Linked DNA regions of Homo sapiens: region 2 is linked to region 1. The links are chromatin loops, found by intact Hi-C in ENCODE. Cell type or tissue: mammary epithelial cell. All regions are shown on one strand. Each heading gives the region's core, and the rest is flanking DNA. Links, peaks and the distances in the headings are about the cores only.

Evidence for each region. Peaks named below come from ENCODE experiments on the same cell type or tissue, not always from the same donor. Only the 100,000 strongest peaks of a DNase experiment are listed, where the experiment ranks them.
Region 2: it touches region 1 in a loop (6-fold over the local background); 2 of 110 quality-filtered maps call a loop at or near these places.

Annotation. Positions count from the first base shown.
Region 1 is chr6:47,042,871-47,051,213 of GRCh38, reverse strand. No RefSeq gene overlaps it. Among named protein-coding and RNA genes, the nearest start is that of ADGRF1, 4.7 kb to the right of the region's middle. RefSeq lists an enhancer at 5,770-6,969. In mammary epithelial cell, for the core only: a CTCF peak has its summit at 3,463 (motif pointing right); DNase peaks (open chromatin) are centred at 3,503 and 6,623; H3K27ac peaks cover 3,021 bases.
Region 2 is chr6:46,633,824-46,642,166 of GRCh38, reverse strand. It overlaps CYP39A1 (cytochrome P450 family 39 subfamily A member 1), which reads left to right. Exons shown (of 12, transcript NM_016593.5): 2 at 1-4; 3 at 2,499-2,673; 4 at 4,189-4,338; 5 at 5,685-5,778. Among named protein-coding and RNA genes, the nearest start is that of CYP39A1, 15 kb to the left of the region's middle. In mammary epithelial cell, for the core only: no CTCF peak of the experiment used is centred there; DNase peaks (open chromatin) are centred at 3,336 and 4,796; H3K27ac peaks cover 2,421 bases.

The DNA of each region.
Region 1 (8,343 bases), core at 13-8,012:
ATGGCCAGTGATGATGAGCATTTTTTCATGTATTTTTTGGCTGCATAAATGTCTTCTTTTGAGAAGTGTCTGTTCATGTCCTTCGCCCACTTTTTGATGGGGTTGTTTGTTTTTTTCTTGTAAATTTGTTTGAGTTCATTGTAGATTCTGGATATTAGCCCTTTGTCAGATGAGTAGGTTGCGAAAATTTTCTCCCATGTTGTAGGTTGCCTGTTCACTCTGATGGTAGTTTCTTTTGCTGTGCAGAAGCTGGAGGCATCACACTATCTGACTTCAAACTATACTACAAGGCTACAGTAACCAAAACAGCATGGTACTGGTACCAAAACAGAGATATAGATCAATGGAACAGAACAGAGCCCTCAGAAATAACGCCACATACCTACAACTATCTGATCTTTGACAAACCTGAGAAAAACAAGCAATGGGGAAAGGATTCCCTATTTAATAAATGGTGCTGGGAAAACTGGCTAGCCATATGTAGAAAGCTGAAACTGGATCCCTTCCTTACACCTTATACAAAAATCAATTCAAGATGGATTAAAGATTTAAACGTTAGACCTAAAACCATGAAAACCCTAGAAGAAAACCTAGGCATTACCATTCAGGACATAGGCGTGGGCAAGGACTTCATGTCCAAAACACCAAAAGCAATGGCAACAAAAGCCAAAATTGACAAATGGGATCTAATTAAACTAAAGAGCTTCTGCACAGCAAAAGAAACTACAGATTGTTTAGACTGTGTATTTCAAGAAAAAGGTGGCTACTTTGCAAATGGAAGTAAAATTAAAAAACAAAAGTCCATAAATTCTGGGACTTATCAGAGAGAAGATGTAACTAATTCCTATCTCTAACTAATAAAATATAAAACTGAGGTGGTCTTGGTTTGGATATAAAACCAATTATATCCAAGCCTAATAACAAGAAGTGAGTCACGGATATGGCCGTCAAATCTTTTTCCTTCAACACTGGGAATGAGTAAGGTGGCTCTAAGTCTTTCAGGTGGATAAAATTACTCCGGAAAAGAAACCAAAGGTGTGGCTCTGCCACTGACGCCTGATAGACTCAAGGTACTGCTTGGAAAAGAATGTGAGGCGTATATGATGGCACGTGCAGCTGATTGGAATGAAACAAATGAGGTGACAATTATGTTTTAAGAGCATTGTACTGACAAGAGAACCACTAGCTGTAGTAAAAGGGATTGCAACTTTCTTGCTTGAAGCCTGAAACTCGTTCAGCATATTAACTGCCATTCACATTTATCACACGTTTCTCTTTTTAAAATTTTTATTTATTTATTTATTTTTGAGATGGAGTCTCACTCTGTTGCCCAGGCTGGAGTGCAGTGTTGCAATCTCGACTCATTGCAACCTCCGCCTCCCAGGTTCAGGCGATTCTCCTGCCTCAGCCTCCTGCGTAGCTGGCATTACAGGCATGCAGTACCATGCCTGGCGAATTTTTGTATTTGTAGTAAAGATGGGGTTTCGCCATGTTGGCAAGGCTGGCCTCAAACTCCAGACCTCAAGTGATCCGCCCACCGTGGCCTCCCAAAGTTTTAGGATTACAGGCGTGAGCCACCATGCCAAGCACAAAGGTTTCTTATATAGGTCATGCCCATATGGTTTCCAAGAACAATTTCTTTGCTGCTCATTGGCCAGACAAGAAGCAAATGTCATACATTGTCAGATTTCTCTTATGGCAGCTTTACCCCACTCTTAGTACCAATTTCTGTATGCTTAAGCTAGATTACAATATAGTAACAACCTCAAAATTTCAATTTCTCAAAACAAAAAAGGTTCATGTCTTGCATATATAATATATTTTAAACAAATACAATTCACCGCACCTACTGATGGACTTTTAGATTACTTTCAATCAGCATATTAGAAATAATTCTGCATTGTATACATATCATTTTGCACATATGAAAGTATGTGTGTAGGTTGTATTTCTAGAAATAGAATTGCTAAGTCAAGTGATATGTAAATGTAAACATTTGGTACAGATTTACTGACTTATATTCCCGCTAGTTATATATGACACTGCCTATTTCCTCCTACCTGCAACAATGTTGTCATTAACGCTTTTGATCTTTTACCTGAGAGGTAAAAATAATATCCCATCATTGCTTTAGTCTTCATTTTTCAAGTTATCCTAGATGTTTCCTTGCTTTTCATAGACTTTAGAACTATTTGTATGCTTTTTTGGTGGATTTATTTATATCCTTTTGTCTATTTATCTGGTTGATTGTCTTTTTTCATTGATTCCAAAGAACTATTTGCATATTAGGAAAAATTTATTAAATAAATTGAAAATAGCTTCTTTTTTTCCAGATCATTATTTCTATTTGGATGCTGTTTATTGTATTGCTGACCTTGCAGAATCTTTTCTCCTTTTTATGTGAAGACACCAAAAAAATACCATTTTTTTCTTTTTGTGACATCTAGGTTTTGTTCTTACTTTAGGAATACCTTTGCCATTAAACCAACACATTATTTAAAGAATGTATCAGCAACAACTGTTTTCTTCTACTGTCTTTAAAGTTTCATATTTTGTGTTTATATTTTAAATCCAGGTAATATTAACTTTGGTGTAAACTGTGAGAGAAGGATATGCATTTATACAATTTCTAACTGGTAAAGTGGGCGCTTTTGTAGGTGAAGATTGGTTAGTTGTGGAACAAGGGTAGTTTACTGAATATGCTTTTGTAATTTTGAGTTTTCTACCTTGTTCATGTAAAATTTACCAACATTTTATTAAAAGAAGCTGTTATGCAGAGACATTATTGACTGTTATGTAAAAACATTAAGAAAGCAGCTCCAATTGAATGTGACCCTGCAGGAATACAAACCAATGTTTTCAGATCTTCTTATTTTCCAAAAGAAGCTGAAATTTGGATTTTTATGTGAAATCCCCTGATGTTTAAATGTCGGCAACTAATTCAGAGTTAGAAAAACAAAGCATGGTCCAAACAAAACACATCTGCTGGCCAGATGGGGCCCACAGGGTGCCAGTTTGAGACCTGTGTTTTAAACGCTTTTTCTTATCCTCAAAGATTCATGTAAGTGCCTCTCCTACAGCCTTCTGTGGCACAGTGTGTTCAGCCCCTATCGTAACATATTTTAACTGATTGTTGCTGGCCTACCTTCTCCATTATAGATGCTTGAAGAGTGTATTTATAGATTTTGAAGTCCTGAGGCTTAACACAGTGTCTTGTACCTAGTAGACAGTATAAATGCTTGTCAAATGAATAAATAGATGAATGAATGAACTCTGCTCCAAGCAGAATCTATGTCCTGAAAAACTGGACAAGGCAACTCAGGTCACAGAGGTTACCTGGTTTGGACTGCTCCTTCTCCTGCCTCCTCCATTAAGTCCCTCAGTCACCTTCATGGTAAATTAAGTGATTGTACCGCATAGTGATTTTGTAAACAGGTGGCCGCTACAACGTTGTGAATCTTGGCCACTAGATGTCTCTCTTTGCCTAAAGGACATTTGGAAGTGCTGGAGTCAATGTGGGGTTTGCTGAAACAATACGTAAGTGAAAAAGAATGTCCTAATCTCAGGTCACATCTTCAGATGTTTGTCCTCATGAGGAAGTTGAGCACGGCCATGACACCAGAGCAAAAGTGCCCAGGGACGGAAGCAGCTTAATTTTGTTCTAGAAGAGCTTCTCATCCACAGGAAGGACCCTTTGCACTCTGAGTCTGTTGGGTGTGAGCCTCTAATCCAGCAGACTCATGAGTGTTCTCCAGAAGCCTTGCTTGTGTTATTTTTCTCTGATGCTATAGGCTGGTGGAGAAATGCATCTTACTGTAAAGGGTCTGGAACTCTAGAATCTGCATGGTAAAAAGGAGGATTCTTGTAAGATATAGCAGATTCTCTATTGAGGCTGTCCCGACCCTGTAGAATTCCTGCACCTCCTGTGATTGCAGGGGGTGTGTTCTGGTGCCTGCAGCTGTACCTTTCCTATGGCCTCACGAGGATCTTTTGAGCTTGGAGAGGTGGGCTTCTTGGTGCTGTATAACTCTTATTTTAAACACAGACGGAGTGAAGGGGAAAAAGGATTATCACTTATTTTATAGGTTATAGCTTTCTCTTCTCAGTGTTATCTGTGTACATTCTGTACAGAGAATAATAATTCTGTATCAATACTGTACATTCTGAACTGATTAAAGGCCACAGATACCGTCTTGACCAACTGCCAGATTTACACAGGACCTTGAATTTAGTGACACTTGAAGCTTACTTCTTGAATAAAATGAAGTGTGGACTCTATAGGATTTTGATGGCTCTCCAATTTATTATGGAAGGTTCAGATGATAAGAATGTTCTATCTCATTAGTACCTGGTTTGCCTTTGCTTTTTCTTTGGATATTTAGCAAGGGTCAGACACTTCTATTTGTATTTTTCATCTGTCTTTAGGAAGCAGTAGAGAATAGTGTGACAGAACAGACTTTGAAGTCAGGTTGTGTTGATTTTCTGGCTCACCATTCACTTAACTGCTCGATGCCTTCACTCCATTGTCTATAAAATAGGGTTGCAGAACGTATAAAAACACATGAAAAATGATCACAACAGTACTTGGCACATAGGAAGTACTCCGTAAATGTTGGCTGATCCACCACAAAAAAAAAAAAAGAAAGAAACCAACAACAAAAAAAAGAATGAGATCTTGTCATTTGCAACAACGTGGATGGAGCTGGAGGACATTTAGTGAAATATGCCAGGTAAAGAAAGACAAACTTCACATGTTCTCACTGATTTGTGGGAGCTAAAACTAAAACAATTAAACTGATGGAAGTAGAGAAAAGAATGATGATTTCCAGAGGCTGGGAAGAGTAGTGGGCAGTGGGGGAGTGGGGATGGTTAATGGGTACAAAAATATCATTAGGTAGAATAAATAAGATCTAGTGTTTGATAGCACAATGGGGTGACTATATTCAATAACAATTTACTAAACATTTAAAAATACCTTAAAGTGTATAATTGGAATGTTTGTAACACAAAGAAATGATGCTGCATAACCGCAAAGGTTTGAGGTGATGATTACACATTGTATGCCTGTATCAAAATATCTCATGTACCCCATAAAAACTTATACCTACTATGTGCCCATACAAATTAAAAACAAAAAATTTAAAAAAAAGTTTGCTAAGCCAGGAACTGTGACTTACACCTGTAATTACAACACTTTGGGAGGCTGAAGCAGGAGGATCGCTTTGAGCTCAGGAGTTCAATACCAGCCTGGACAACATGGCAAAACCCCGCCTCTACAAAAAATACAAAAATTAACATTGGTGGCTCACGCCTGTGGTCCAAACTGCTTGGGAGACTGAGGCTGGAGAATCGCTTGAGCCCGGGAAGCAGAGGTTGCAGCGAGATGAGATAATGCCACTGCATTCCAGCCTGGGCGACAGAGTGAGACCCTGTCTCAACAACAACAACAAAATGTTGGCTGATACTAAGTGCTTGGTAGTTCTTCTCTTCCTCTAATTAGCTGTCCAGGTCTCAATTATAACACAATGCTACCCTACCCCTCTGATAAAAGCAATTTCTCATAAGTCACAGTGTCCAATGCTTGTCCTTAGGTAGCTTCATAATTTCAAACCCACCTCTCCTTATCTTAAGCCCTTGTTCCGAGTATGAAGAGCCTGTATCAGCTTTGATAAGACTTTTATCATAGTAGTCAGAAGAATCGTCTCGCTGAAATTTACAGTTTATACTCAACTCTTCTCTTTTTTACTCCTCCTTTCAGTTAAAAAAATTATACTTGCAATATATACATATACATATATATAGTGCTTTCAAACATTTTGCAACTATGGAATAAAACCACCTGAAACAGTCCAGGGTCTTTCACACTCCTGCATCATCACATCACTCAAGTCTGCCGTTTGTGTTTGCAGCCCCTGGGGTAAAACTTCTTTATGACCAAACTCAAAGAATGTCCAGCACTTCTGATGTATGGACATGGGCATCAGGGTCCTTCTGTAATTGGGTTCCTGTCCTTTTCTGGTTCACCTGCTGATCTGTCTAATTTAGATATTGTTTCACACCGAGTACTCACTCAGGGACAGTTTGTTGACATATGAATTTAGATAACTAGTTTCAATAACATGATTCTGTTTGCATTTTCTTTCTCCCAGGACTCAGGCTTATTGCTGTTTATTTGTGGGACCCTGCTCTTTTGCTTGGAAACCAAGCAACCAGACTCTTCACTAAACCAACACCAACAGATGAAGTTAGAAGGCTTGAAGCTCTTCCTCAGCCCCAGGCCTTTCTTCTTCTTCTTTTTTTTCCCCCCAGCATTTGTGGAATGTAAAGTTGACCAGATGAACCAAAATAAATTTGTTTACCTGGCTTCTTATGCTCAAGTGAACACCTTGTTCATGCCTGTGAAACATTACAATCAAACTAGAGGGGCAACAAAGCTCCACAGCTCTGCACTCAGAAGGTTGGCTTTGTCCTGAGCTCTTAAGGTAATAAGATGTCCGAATGCTGCCACAGTGCATAAACCCATGCTGCTTCCTTTTGCACTGTGTCCTTTGCAAGGACCAGAGAGCTCCTCAAACTCACCAGGAAGTACTGAGGAATTTAGTGTTGCGTGCACTAACAGATTCTTAGCAGGAAATTAGAAGCGGTGAGTAAACTGCTTTTTGGTGAGTCATCAGTTTCAAAAACACACCTTATTTATGAAACAATCTGAATATTGGACGTACTATGACTTCCTTCTATTAAACACGGAATTAAAAGACTATTAAATGCATTCATCTGTTTGGATTCAGATTTTCTCCAAAATCAATGTGCTCATGGAATCATTGATGTCTACCGGTTGCCTCACCTACTAGTGTCTGCTAAAGTGTTTTTGGTCTAATGAGACAATGTAGGGTTTCCTTTGGTTCTGAGGGCCATACCTTGGCCCTAGGAAGTTGTTGGGCTGCAGTGACACAATGAGCCAAAGGTGGATAACAGAGCTTCCATCTCAGCTTCAAGCCCTCACCACCTTAAACTCCACACTAGTTGGTCATTTCAACTGTTTCCACCCAATTCCATGGCCACTTTCTTGCTCTAGTGATTAGTAGATTATTAATTCCATTTTATAAACACATTCTTACTAGGATGTCAGTGAATTACTTTAAACACTTGTAATTTAATATAGACAATAGGAAAGGGGTGGCACTGAACTGAGAAGATGGCATCTCTCATCTTAAAACTTTAGACATTGGACCTACTGAGTAAGAGTATGTATGTCTGGAAGTCTTTATCCTTTCGGAATTGAAATTTGGTCTACAGTTATAATTGGTGGACTGTGAAACAGGCAAAACCCTACAGAAAACAAGCAGAAGGAGAATGGAATTAACTCGACTAGATTATGAGATTAGCTTTTTTCCACCCAGGCTGATGGGGGACAAAGGAACAATGGTTGAAGCTTGAGTCTACCTGACAATTGGGGTTTGTCAGGTAAGCCCCATTCTCTTGATAACTTTTTCAGTGGGCTAGACCCAGACCCAATCATGTTAAGTATGATAGGGATCAGTGGCCCAGCTGGTGTGGAAGACAAGTGGGTCATACTGGGTTTAGGCCCACATAGCACTAAAGGTCTTCAACATGCAATTAGAAGCTCAAATGTTGACGGGAATATTGTTCACTCTAAAAAAGATGTTTCTATTAGAATTTACTTACTCTTTCATGAAAACATAGATGCTTCCTCTTTCCTGATTGTGAGAACAGTGTACCTGACTAGCTTCCCCTTTTCTTTAACTGTTAGGAAGTTCTGTCCTAGAGATAAGTTTCAAATTTATGAAACAATAATTTCAGGGATTATTATTTGCATCACTTTTCTTAATTGACTCTTTATAGTTTCCTTTTTTATAGTTTATATAGAGGTTTTATAATGATTTTAAAATTTTTATTCTCACACTATTTTATTTTATGCATTAACATTGTAAGCCAGCTCAAGTCATTTGTAAAACGTGGAGTGCTTAAAAGAAACAAAAGAAAATTAATAAATTAATTGAATTCAGAGACATCCTTTGCTTTCTTTTCAGTGGCATTTTTGAGAATTAACATATTATTATCCCCTTCATTATTCCATAACAGAATTACAAATTGCTAATTTAGACGTGGTTGTTAGTAGCTCATTACCTTGACCAAAAGTAATTTATGAGCCAATGTGGCTAAAGATACAGCACATAATAATCTTGACCTTTCATAGTTTTCAAACTGGATGACTCCTTGGAAAGAAAACAAATCTTTACTAAAGAAGTTAATCAGGTTTCACTCTAGGTTTTCTAAGCACAAAAAACACACCAAAAGCATTCACCCCAGCATCCACCCTGT
Region 2 (8,343 bases), core at 19-8,018, 410 kb after region 1:
ACAGGTAAAGAATATTTTCAGATAGTCCATTCGAAATCCAACATTGGAATCCAGGAGTAGTTTTAGGTAAAAATTACATCCTCATTCCTCTATCAAGAATGATGAGGGTCCATTATTTTATTCTTGAGGTATGGGTAGAAGAGGAAAGAGTTATGGGTAGAATAGTTTGGCCATTGAAATGCAAATGAATGGCAGCCTAATACATTTAGATTTGAATTAGACACGTGAAAGTGATAAGGTTACCTCATTGATGTTTTCTTTAGAGAATATTTGGAATCTGTATCATGTTACAGCTTCCAAGATGTCACTAACTCTGTTCCACTGCTGTGTATACAGTGTTCTACAGGGTACAGCTCTTGGACTGGTTACATGTTACTCAGTCCCTGAAACTAGAATTCCATGGCTTAGTAAATCCTTTACAGTGGCATTTCCTGACAAATTTTATAGGGCTGTTATGGTCAATGGGAGCTTGACTTGCCCTTTCACAAATCCTCCATCTTCAGAGACTACCAGATTGTACAGTCAGCATGCTTCCAGTATGGCTGTCTGCCTTCATTTCTTCCTAGGCTGCAATTGTGTGTACTGGGGCCATGTGTCCTCCCTGGAACGCAGAGCTGGTTCAATTTGTGTCTGGTTCTTTTTTGTGCTTTCACAATGTTTTTGCTTGCTTCTATTCTCTGTGGCTTCTTTCTCTCTGTTTCCCTTTTTTCTTCTTTGGTTCCTTTTCATGTAACCTTTTGTGCATTTCTTGCCATTAAGACAAGAAAGTTTGTTTTAAAAGCTACCAGTAATCAATAGAATTATATATATTTTTTCTTCTTGTATGCATGATCATCACAACCTGTTGGTGAAATTATTTGATTATTTAGTGCTTCTTGATACTTGGACTATGGAATTTTAGATCAAATAATATAAATATTTTGAAGGCCTTTGATCTGTAGAGTCGCGTATCCCTTCAGAAAAATTTACTAAGTTACCTATCAGAGGTGTATGGAAATGATTGAGTTTTTTTCACCTGAGCCTCCTCTGGGGACTTTCATGTTTAAATATTTCATTGAACAGATGAAATATATTAATATTTATTCTTGAGTCAGCTTCCCATCCCTCCCATATAGTAGATGTATGCTACTATACATACAGAAGATGTATAGTAGCATACTATACATACCAGCATAGTATATGTATAGTAGCATAGTATACATACTATACTGGTATGGTAACATAGAGAAGATGTATGCTCAGGAAATCTAAAAACTGTTTTTCATTAACTTACACAAAATGTATCTTACACGTAATAGGATGACGAAATACAAAATTAAAACTTATTCTTTGAAAAAGTTACTTCAATAAAATGACAACAATGGACACAGGGGACTACTAGAGGGAGGGGGGTGGGCGGCAGGGGGCAAAGGTTGAAAAACTAACTATTGAGTACTGTGCTCATTACCTGAGTGATGGGATTAATCATGCCCCAAACCTCAGCATAACACAATATACTTGTATAACAAACCTGCACATGTACCCTTTGAATCTAAAATAAAATTCAAAATTTTTTTAAAACAGAAAAAGTTACTTCAAGGTCAATAAAACAAGATAAAATAAAAATATAAAGAAATGAGTAAACAATAAACCACAATTTCTAATTAGGAATGTGTGTTATAGAAGGAGCACGAATACTAACATAAAGAAAATAGTGGGCTCAAAGCTATTCATGGGGTTAGGAAAGGCCTCCTGGTGGAAGTAGTGTTCAAGAAGACACTTGAAGGACAAATAGAAATTTGCAGGAGAAGTTTGAGGCTCATAGGTATAAGTGTGTGGGATTGGGTGGGAGTAGATATGGGTATAATAAAGGAGAGAACATTCTGAGCAGACAGAACAGCCTCTGAAATGCTGGGATATGTAAAATATGTTTTTAATGTATCTGGACTGTAGATTTTGAGGGAGAAGGGCTGAAAATACCAGCTCTCTTAATCACCCATTTATAGATTATCCCTTAAAGTGAATAGATTTCCATCATCTCACAGAATACGTTGAATCTTTTTTATTTGTTTGTTTTGAGATAAAGTCTCTCTCTGTCACCCAGGCTGGAGTGCAGTGGTGTGATGTTGGCTCACTGCGACTCCAACTCCTGGGTTCAAGCGATTCTTCTGCCTCAGCCTCCCCAGTAGCTGGGATTACAGGTGCCCGCCACAGCCGGCTAATTTTCCTATTTTTAGTAGAGACAGGGTTTCACCATGTTGGTCAGGCTGGTCTGGAACTTCTGACCTCAAGTGATCCACCTGCCTTGTTCTCCCAAAGTTCTGGGATTACAGTTGTGAGCCACCACACTCAGTCGAGAATAGGTTGAATCTTTATCTACTTTTATTTATGGGAGGTGACCTTATGTACTGAGAGGACTTTGGCTGTAGTCCCTGCTGACCAAATAATAGTAGATATATATTGACTGTGTGTTTCAAGGAGTTGTTGCTTATTTTGAAAATAGTTTTCTTTGTTCATAGCATCAATTCCAAAGAATGTCTTTTTAGCACTGCATGAAAAACTCTATATTATGTTGAAAGGGAAAATGGGGACTGTCAATCTCCATCAGTTTACTGGGCAACTGACTGAAGAATTACATGAACAACTGGAGAATTTAGGCACTCATGGGACAATGGACCTGAACAACTTAGTAAGGTAAATAGACGCATTAGTATGATTTAGTCTTGCTTTTTGTTTTAAATAAAAAAATTGAAACCTATAGATTGGACTTCAAACATTGTCAGGTTGATTAATGAAATCTACCTAACTAGGCTATTAAGAGATTATTTTAATCTTTTAAATTATTTTTTTTTGAGATAGAGTCTCGCTCTGTCACCAATCTTTTAAATTCTAATTCAGTTTAGCATTTCTATTTTATGGTGAGCAAACAAGCCAATACAGTCATTGTAATACATTTGCAGTAATTTATCCTTAGTCATTCCATACATTTGTGTATAAACTACACGGATTTTCTTCTTATAATTTTCATACTTCCTGTAGAATTTTGATAAAACATTCAGTGCAATTTGCTATTATTAGAATGAGAGGACGTTGAGAGGATAGGGGAGAGAATGGAATCATAAAGTGGTGAAAAAAGTCCAGGAGATGTTTGTGTTACTTAACAAGTGGCTCAGGCAAAGTCAGTGTGGGCCTCAGGACTGAGCCCCAGGGTCCTCTATTAAGGGAGATCCCAAGAGACAGGGAAGAGCAGCAGACGGAGTCAGCCCCATTCTGAAGCTTTCTGGAAAAGTTAAAGTCTGGGCATGGGAGACATGAGAAAATTTCCCACATGCATAAAGAGATTTCGTAAGTTGAAGTTACCTGAGTCACTTTGCCATCTCAGCAGGAATCCTGGAATGCCCAAGGCAAGATTGAGCAGTTCAGACTCAGAATGACAGTGAACATTTTGTTAGAGGTCCAGTAGTAGGGGGTGGAGGGGGGACACAAAAACAACCAAATTTAAAAATGTGCTGAAGCATACCCAATATCTATAACAAAATGAAGATATTGAAATGAACAAAATATTCTTGGATATTTTTAAAACTTTGGGTGGAGGAAATTATGAAGGGATGGTAAATAAAAATTAAATAAACAGTATTAAGTGTTTTAAGGCATGTTAACAATATTTTATATTCTTTATCTTAAGTATGCTACAGTAATCACTTTATTCTCTTAATGGTAAAACTTATTGATGATATGTACTATATTTCAATGGGCAATAGTTTGAATTTATGGGATCCTGTGAGAAATTAGGGAATTTGGTGACTAATATTGCCCTGAATCTTTGTTGTTGTTGTTGTTGTTATTGTTGTTGTTGCTGTCTAAAGGCATGGACTATATCTTAGCTACTATTATTTGCTAAATAAATTATTGTTGAATTGTATTAGATCAGTTTATTTATTATCTCATATTTGTCAGAGTCTAATAAGCTTGTTTAGAAAGCATTTAAATATCTTCAGATAAATCAAACCACAGTTTCAGTTCCCCCTGTATTATCTTGACCACAGTAAGCAAATATCAAAACTTCTTAAGAGTGACTTTTTCCCAAGAGAATCTGTCACCTATTATCTGCTCCCCATATATTGCTATGAAATAATGCCTTGCTTTGTATCCTTTGCCTTTCTTCTTTGGTCTTCGGGTCTGACTTTTTGTGTGTTTCTGTCTTTGTAGACATCTCCTTTATCCAGTCACAGTGAATATGCTCTTTAATAAAAGTTTGTTTTCCACAAACAAGAAAAAAATCAAGGAGTTCCATCAGTATTTTCAAGTTTATGATGAAGATTTTGAGTATGGGTCCCAGTTGCCAGAGTGTCTTCTAAGGTAACAGTTGTTTCCTATAATTAATTCATTGACCAAGCTTATCTCAGCAATTCAACACCTCTCATTTTTCTGTTCTAAGTAGATGTAACAGCAGTTTAAGTGGGAGAGAAGCCGTTTCTTATGACCTGTTTGTTTTTGGTGTCTGTATGTGAATTGAAGGAGGACCAAGGAAGAGAGATGCTTTTCTTATTGTGATGAACAAAAACAAAAGAGAGAAAGAGATCGATGGGATTAAGAATTTATTTTGAGGTCTTTTATCCCATGTACAGCTTTTTATTATTGCACTCATTGCTACAGTTAAGATTCCTGCTAAATCGTCAACCTGAGCAGTCTCAGAATCAGACACTGTGCTCCTCATTCTCTCTGAGGCAAACATGGGCGTGGTTAAATGCATTTCTCACAGTTGGTTCAGACAAATGTTTGTAAAATGAGGCACATGCAAAGTAACTGCATGATTTTGAAATTTCTTGGCAGTGGCTCTATGTCTTTCTCCATATGGGTTGCTATAACAAAGTATCATAGACTGGGAGGCTTATAAACAACAGAAATTTATTTCTCATCGCCCTGGAGGCTGGAGGCCTGAGATGAGGGTGCCAGCATGGTCACGTTCTGGTGAGGGCTATTTCTCATTGCCCTGGAGGCTGGGGGTCTGAAATGAGCGGGCCAGCATGGTCATGTTCTGGTGAGGGCTCCTTCCGGGTTGCAGACTCCCAATTTTTCACTGCATTCTCATGTGGTAAAAGGGGCAGACAGACTCCCTCAGACCCTGTTCATAAGGTTAGTACTCCTTTTCATGAGGGCTGTAGCCTCAGAACATAGCTACCATCCAAAGACCCCCACCTCCTAATGACATCACCTTGGGGGTTAGGATTTCAACATATAAAGATTTGGGAGAGACACAGACATTCAGACCATAGCCTACGTAGACCATTCATCTACAATGGTGACTGTTCAGACAAGATTTAGAAGATGAGAGCCAGTTTGTTTTTCCCGGCTTAAGTCAGCGATTGGTTCTGTGCATTGGGTTTTCATCCTCCTGCAACTTACAGCAGCCACAGTAAAGGCAGACCAAGCAAGTGTGGGTTCTGCCTTCTTATTCAGTGCCAATCCAGTAGGACTCCAAAGTTTTATTTACAAAAGACACTAAAATGTAGTTGCTCTGCCTCCCCAGCTGTCTTTGTGGACTAATCATTCCGAAGGTAGACCTTCCATGAAATTATACCTGAAAATGAAGAATAAATTTGGAGAACTAATTTTAATTCCACAGACATCCCTTTTTTATGCTGTGACCTGTTATTCCTAAAGTGCTTTCCAATTAATTTCTATATATATTTTTTCTCATGTAGAAACTGGTCAAAATCCAAAAAGTGGTTCCTGGAACTGTTTGAGAAAAACATTCCAGATATAAAAGCATGTAAATCTGCAAAAGATAATTCCATGGTAAGTATTTCTTACCTTTCTTTTGCTAATGTAAAGATAGTAATAAATTATTGTTGTTAAAATATATTTTGCTAAAACACATGAGATTGATTAGATACCATTTTTGTGTCAACCACTGTACTGGACATGTTGAGATACATTATTTCACTGTTACATCATCACAACAACCTATGTAGAAGAGGTATCCTATTCCACATAAGAAAAAACCAGAGACAACGAGCAAAAAAATACAATTCCGATGTTCCGTATTGATTTCTGTGTTATCATACAGTTGGCTGTGTCAATAGCGACAGGTGAAACTAATGGCAAATTAGGAAAAACAAAGCTCTACAAAATAGGCTTTGTTGTTGATGCCACTACCGTTAGTTGTTTCTTCAGATGCAAGGAAGCAGAATAGTATAATTTAAAAAGCCAGGCACTAGGAACCTGTGCCCTAAGCGTTATTCCAGATCTGTGGTTCTTCAAATGTGGCCCATAAACCGACAGCACCAGCATCACCTGGGACTCAGTCAGAAACTCTGCAGTAGGCCAGGCATGGTGGCTCACGCCTGTAATCCCAGCACTTTGGGGGGCCGACGCAGGAGAATTGCTTAAGCCCAGGAGTTCGAGACCAACCTGGGCAACATAGCAAGACCTGGTCTCTACAAATAATTATATATATAAAAAATTAGCCAGGCATGGTTGCACACACCTGTGGTACCGGCTACTCAGGAGGCTGAGGTGGGAGGATCACACTTGAGCCTGGGGAAGTGAAAGCTGCAGCAAACCCTGATTGTGCCCCTGCACTCCAGCCTGGATGACAGAGCGAAATCCTGTCTCAAAAACAAACAAACAAACAAACAAACACCTCTGAGGTAGACAATCTGCTTTAACAAGCCTTACCTTTGGTTCAGATGCTTGCTAATGAATGGTTCTCACCTCTGCCTCTCATTAGAATCACTCTGGGAGCTTTTGAAAACTGTCTGAGGCCAGGGTCTGCCCACAGAGACTGGGTTTCATTTGGTCTGGACTGTCTAGGCTCAAATCCAGTCACTGGTTATGTAACCTTGGGCACAGTACCTAGTCTCTTGGCCTCAGTTTCCTCACCGCATAAAGTTGTGGGAATTAAATGATTTAATTTTTGTAAAGCACTGAGAACAGAGGACTGGATAGGAGCTTATCATTGTTATCATCATTTAAAAAAACTCTTCAAACATTTTTATATTTAAAGATGGCATCAAAAGTTTTTGTTTGTTTTTAGTTAAATAGCAAATATTATCACAAACAGCTTTGCTTAAAACTAGAAAGGAAGATGGCCTTAGGAAAAAGGACTATGTGAATGTTTAGGTATCTCCTTCCTGAATAAAGGGAATAGGAAGCCATACTGGAAGGCCCTTCATTGACAAACTGTGTTTCAGCTAATATTTTTGTTGTGTAAACAACCCAGACAAACACACATGTTCTTTGCATTATTTTCCAGGACTTAGGGGCAAAAGCACATGTATATAAAAGATGTATCGAGATAGATCTGTAATCTATGGGCCTAGCAAACAGAGTTTTTAAATTCCCAGTTAAAATTCCCTGCTAAGGCTGGGTGCTGTGGCTCACGCCTGTAATCCCAGCACTTTGGGAGGCCAAGGTGGGTGGATCACCTAAGGTCAGAAGTTCGAGATCAGCCTGGCGAACATGGTGAAACCTCATCTCTACTAAAAATACAAAAATTAGCCTGGCATGGTGGTGCGCGCCTGTAATCCCAGCTACTCAGGAGGCTGAGGCAGGAGAATTGCTTGAACCTGGGAGGCGGAGGTTATGGTGCGCCGAGATTGCGCCACTGCACTCCAACCTGGGTGACAGAGTGAAACTCCATCTCAAAAAAAAAAAAAAAGCAAAAAGAAAAAAAAAGTAAAATTCCCTACCAACAATACCTCTAGAATAGCATTTATTTTTCTTACTCTGAAGAAATGAGGTATTTTTAATCATAGGTACTCTTAACTCCCTATTTGTATTAGTCCGTTTTCATGTTGGTGAAAAAGACATACCCGAGACTGGGCAATTTACAAAAGAAAGAGGTTTAATGGTTCCACATGGCTGGGGAGGCCTCACAATCATGGTGGAAGGCAAGGAGGATCAAGTAACATCTTACATGGATGGTGGCAGGCAAAAGGAGAGAGAGCTTGTGTGGGGAAACTTCCCTTTGTAAAACCATCAGATCTCATGGGACTTATTCACCATCACGAGAACAGCACTAGAAAGACCTGCTCCCATGATTCGGTTACCTCCCACTGGATCCCTACCACAACATGTGGGAATTCAAGATGAGATTTTGGTGGCTTCGTAGCCAAACCATATCATTATTTGAATAAAAACAAAGTTTGAATTCTGCTGAAGCTAATCCAGTGTTTAAAACTTTAGGAGAGAATTCAACTTGAACATCCATGAGCAGTTTAACTTTATTTTTTTATGTATTGCGTCTCTGTTTTCCTCTAGCAGTGTTCACACTGAGCTTGTGTGTTTGTGTGTTTTGTGTGGCAGTGGCATTTTTTTTTCTTTTTTGAGATGGAGTCTTGCTCTGTCACCCAGGCTGGA